Linked DNA regions of Homo sapiens: region 2 is linked to region 1. Evidence: chromatin loops called from intact Hi-C (ENCODE). Cell type or tissue: mammary epithelial cell. All regions are shown on one strand.

Region 1 (2,500 bases):
CAGCCTTGTTTGGTAGGAAAAATATAGCTTTGGAGTCAAGCAGAGCTGTATTTGAACCCTGGTGCTGCCACTTAGAAACTCTGGGAGGGACCTCAGGCGCTGAGCACTTTACCCCCTCTAACCTCCATTCCTCATTGGTAAGTGTGGGTGATGATGTCCAGCCGATAGGGATGCTGTGAAGGGTGAGAGATACCATATTCAAGTTCTTAGTAGAGAAGCTGATCCAAGGAACGTGCTTTGAAAACCAGTGACCTAGATCCTATTACCATCTTCCCATGTTTAGTCTTCTTCCATTCATGCTCATGTGGCTTGCTTTTTTTTTTTTTCTATCTTCTCCCGGGATTTAGAAATTACTTCCGGCCGGGCGCGGTAGTTTATGCCTATAATCCCAGCACTTTGGGAGGCTGAGGCGGGCGGATCACGAGGTCAGGTGTTAGAGACCAGCCTGACCAACATGTGAAACCCCGTCTCTACTAAAAATACAAAAATTAGCCGGGCACAGTGGCGTGCGCCTGTAATCCCAGCTACTCAGGAGGCTGAGGCAGGAGAATCGCTTTCACTCGGGAGGCAGAGGTTGCAAACAGCCGAGATCGCGCCACAGCACTCCAGCCTGGGCGACAAAGCGATACTCCGTCTCAAAAAAAAAAAAAAAAAGAAATTACTTCCTTGACAAAATCTCCTGTCTTGAATTACTAGTGCCTTTTTGCTGTTATGAATGGAATTTTTAATCATTTAAAATTTAACTTGGTGTAGAAATGCAGTTTATTTGCATAGGTGTATCTTATACCCTGCAACTCTGACTTTTTCATTTCCTTCATTTTGTCATTGTGGTTGTTGATTTTCCTAAGTATGTCAATAATTGTGTAATCAGTACTTTAACCAAAAGGAAGTACAGTGAAAATAACTTTATTCCTTTCCCCCACAGGCTTAGTGGGACTGGTTCCTGCCCTTCCCTGTCCCGTGATTTCTCTGGCCAATCTTAATAATTGTTTCAGCTGCAACCCCAATTGGAACTCACACTGGCCAAAGTGGAGCAGCTCTTGGGGGCCCCCTGCTGGGCCAAGTGTGACCTCTTTAGTTTCTGCATGGCAGGGCTCATGGAGGGTTCCAGCATCAGGGTCATGGCAGCCAGGGCGGTGGGTGAGTGAACACCAGGGGTGCAGGCTGGGGCTATTTACCAACTAGTACAGGAGATTTGAGTATTTTGACAATGGGTCCGGCCATAATGGTGTGGACTGGCTCAGTATCAGCTCTACTCTTAGGTAATAAAAAAAAATCCTCTGGTCTTGTCTAGGGCCAAGCCACTAGTTAAAATTTTATCTCATGCATTAGTCAAAATGCAAATCTTTAGGCCGGGCGCGGTGGCTCACGCCTGTAATCCCAGCACTTTGGCAGGCCGAGGCGGGCGGATCACGAGGTCAGGAGATCGAGACCATCCTGGCTAACACGGTGAAACCCCGTCTCTACTAAAAATACAAAAAATTGGCCGGGCATGGTGGCGGGCGCCTGTAGTCCCAGCTACTCAGGAGGCTGAGGCAGGAGAATGGCATAAACCCGGGAGGCAGAGCTTGCAGTGAGCCGAGATCGCGCCACTGCACTCCAGCCTGGGCAATAGAGCGAGACTCCGTCTCAAAAAACAAACAAACAAACAAACAAAACAAACAAAACAAAACAAAACAAAAATGCAAGTCTTTAAGATGAAAGCCTTTCCTCTACCCCAACTTGAGGAAAGGTGGGAAGATCAGCCTCCTCTCTGTTTCCTAGCCTGTACCGTCTGCTCCTCTTTCCCAGTCACCGTGGCTCTGGCAGCTCCACGTTTGACAGGGTGGAGAATGGGGGAAGAAAATGATCAGAAGCGGGAAAGGTGGAACTTCACAGACACAGATGTAATCTGGCACTGCTGCCTCCTGAGGATTTAGTGGCAGGCAGGATCAAATGTTGATATTGCCGCCCAGTGGACACAAAATGTAATGCAGTACTTAGATCAGGCAGAGCTTTCTCCCCTCAGCCTGCAGCTGACTCAGTGGAAACACGAATACAAGCGTGAGCCACTGCGCCCGGGCTCAACCACCTTTTTAAATGATATTTTTCTTTAACTGTAGACAACTGCAAGTATTTTTAAAAAGAGAAAGAAAGCAGTATAATGAAACTCCCTGAACCCATTACCTGGCTTCAACAATTATCAGTTTATGGTAATCGTCTCCATCTTGTCCACTCTTGTTTCATCTGTTCCCCAACCTACTCCTGGCCTTGCCTCTAGGTTATTTTGATGCAAATCCCAGACATTATGTCATTTAATCTGTAAATATTTCATTGGAACACCTGAGAAAATCAAACACTTTCTTAATATCATCAGTTATTCATGCAGTCATTATTTACATTTTCCTAATTGCCTTATAAATTATTAAGTTAGTTGGCTTGAATTTGGACCCAAATAAAATCCATGCATTGTCATTGTTGATATGTTTCATTTTTAAGTCTTCCAACAATAAGTTGCCCT
Region 2 (2,500 bases), 690 kb before region 1:
AATTCCTACAGTCTGATAACAGATGAGCCTTTATTAGTCAAATCAGCCAAGCAGTTTTTCAGGCTCTTAGTATTCAGTGAAACCTTTATATCCCTTACGGTCCTCCATCTTCAAGAAAAGTAGAACGGACTAAAGGTCTTTTAAAAACACACCTCACCAAGCTCACCCAGCAACTTAAAAAGGACTGGACAATACTTTTACCACTTTCCCTTCTCAGAATTCAGGCCTGTCCTCGGAATGCTACAGGGTACAGCCCATTTAAGCTTCTGTATAGACGCTCGTTTTTATTAGGCCCCAGTCTCATTCCAGACACCAGACCAACTTAGACTGTGCCCCCAAAAAACTTGTCATCCCTACTATCTTCTGTCTAGTCATACTCCTATTCGTTCTCAACTACTCATACATGCCCTGCTCTTGTTTACACTGCCGGTTTACACTGTTTTTCCAAGCCATCACAGCTGATAATCTCCTGGTGCTATCCCCAAACTGCCACTCTTAACTCTTGAAGTAAATAAATAATCTTTGCGGGCAGGACTATGCTGAATCTCCTTAGGCACTCTCTAATCAGATATCCTGAGTCGTCCCAATTCTTAGACCTTTTATACCTGTTTTTCTCCTTCTGTTATTCCATTTAGTTTCTCAATTCATCCAAAACTGTATACAGGCCATCACCAATCATTCTATACGACAAATGTTTCTTCTAACATCCCCACAATATCACCCCTTACCACAAGACCTCCCTTCAGCTTAATCTCTCCCACTCTAGGTTCCCACGCCACCCCTAATCCCGCTTGAAGCAGCCCTGAGAAACATCACCCATTCTCTCTCCATACCACCCCCCAAAAATTTTCGCCGCCCCAACACTTCAACACTATTTTGTTTTATTTTGCTTATTAACATAAGAAAGCAGGAATGTCAGGCCTCTGAGCCCAAGCCAAGCCATCGCATCCCCTGTGACTTGCATGTATACGCCCAGATGGCCTGAAGTAACTGAAGAATCACAAAAGAAGTGAATATGCCCTGCCCCACCTTAACTGATGACATTCCACCACAAAAGAAGTGTAAATGGCCGGTCCTTGCCTTAAGTGATGACATTACCTTGTGAAAGTCCTTTTCCCGGCTCATCCTGGCTCAAAAAGCACCCCCACTGAGCACCTTGCGACCCCCACTCCTGCCCACCAGAGAACAAACCCCCTTGACTGTAATTTTCCTTTACGTACCCAAATCCTATAAAACGCCCCCCCGACACTTATCTGCCTTTTCGGACTCAGCCTGCCTGCACCCAGGTGAAATAAACAGCCATGTTGCTCACACAAAGCCTGTTTGGTGGTCTGTTCACACAGACGCGCATGAAACTCTTCATAACACAGGTTAAAATATGCGTTCTTTTCTTAGCCAGGGTGACTTCATGCAGGGCTGTTCTTCATGTTATTAGGTGGCCTTTAATATCTTTGAAATATGGCACAATTAGAAGCCTGAACCTTACTCTAATGTTTATAGCAGCACTTTATCAAACTTGGTTTCGGATCATATACAAATTCTGACACTAGAGGGAGTGCATAATGTATTACAGAAAGGGAAAGCATACACCTAATAAATTCAAGGTAAAAATGCAGAGTAGCAAGACAAGACTTTCATTATCTTCCGTTCAGTAAGCCCCATGCCTTTCCCCCACAACCCCGAAATTACTAGAGGCCTCTTTCCCCCTTAGAACTGTAGTTTGAATTGGTAGGAGGTTGGTAGGTTGCTTGAAGAACTGTGAAAAGAGTGTTTTATTTTAGAGCCTTTCTAGTGTTTTGTTTTCATTTTTAAAAAATTGAGACATAGTATTTCCTACCTCTCATACATTAGATGGCAAAATTAAAATTACTCCTGGCCGTTTTGTTCTGTTTCTGACTTGGTTAAGATGCTTAACTATATAGTAATGTCACCTATAGAATGAAAAGACTCGGGCTTTATCCTTTGCTTAAAAAATGTAGTCTAGTCTTATGAAAGGGTAAGCATTGTTTTTAGCATTCAGCTTCATAATTTATTCCCTTACTATAGGTGCTGCTCTGATAATTTAACAGCCAATGTCAAACAATTAACAAATAATATTTAAGGCATTTTTATTTCCTAATGTCAAAAATTTCTCATGCTCTAACCAAATGGAATGCCTAATGCCTGAAAACATGTAAATGACTACAAATATGACTGAGCTATTAACACAGCAACAAGAGATTCGACTGGCTGAAAAAGTGAATGATCATTGCCACCAGTAAGACTCAACAACTGTTCTCGAAAAATGTGATCACTGCTGTGTGCTTTCCTAAAACCTTTTTGTGTATTCATTATACATTCCACAATTATCGTAAATCCATCTTGTACTCACACAAATCTTTGAACTACCGGTAAACTGTCTCTTTAATGGAAATGAAAATTAGAAAAATTAAAAAGCAGGCTCATTATGAAAAATCCTGTACTTTATCCAGATGAATGAAATGACCCACACAAATGAAAC

Evidence for each region. Peaks named below come from ENCODE experiments on the same cell type or tissue, not always from the same donor. Only the 100,000 strongest peaks of a DNase experiment are listed, where the experiment ranks them.
Region 2: a loop joins it to region 1, with 21 times the contacts of the local background. A loop is called at or near these places in 14 of 110 quality-filtered maps.

What each region holds. Positions count from the first base shown.
Region 1 is chr7:25,092,462-25,094,961 of GRCh38, forward strand. No RefSeq gene overlaps it. Among named protein-coding and RNA genes, the nearest start is that of CYCS, 32 kb to the right of the region's middle. RefSeq lists enhancers at 1,699-1,748, 1,769-1,848. In mammary epithelial cell, CTCF peaks have their summits at 1,052 (motif pointing left) and 1,949; DNase peaks (open chromatin) are centred at 1,040 and 1,950.
Region 2 is chr7:24,400,633-24,403,132 of GRCh38, forward strand. All of the region lies in intron 1 of LOC107986777 (a long non-coding RNA gene), which reads right to left. Among named protein-coding and RNA genes, the nearest start is that of NPY, 120 kb to the left of the region's middle. RefSeq lists enhancers at 640-1,294, 1,295-1,949. In mammary epithelial cell, a CTCF peak has its summit at 1,545; no DNase peak of the experiment used is centred here; H3K4me3 peaks cover 174 bases; H3K27ac peaks cover 283 bases.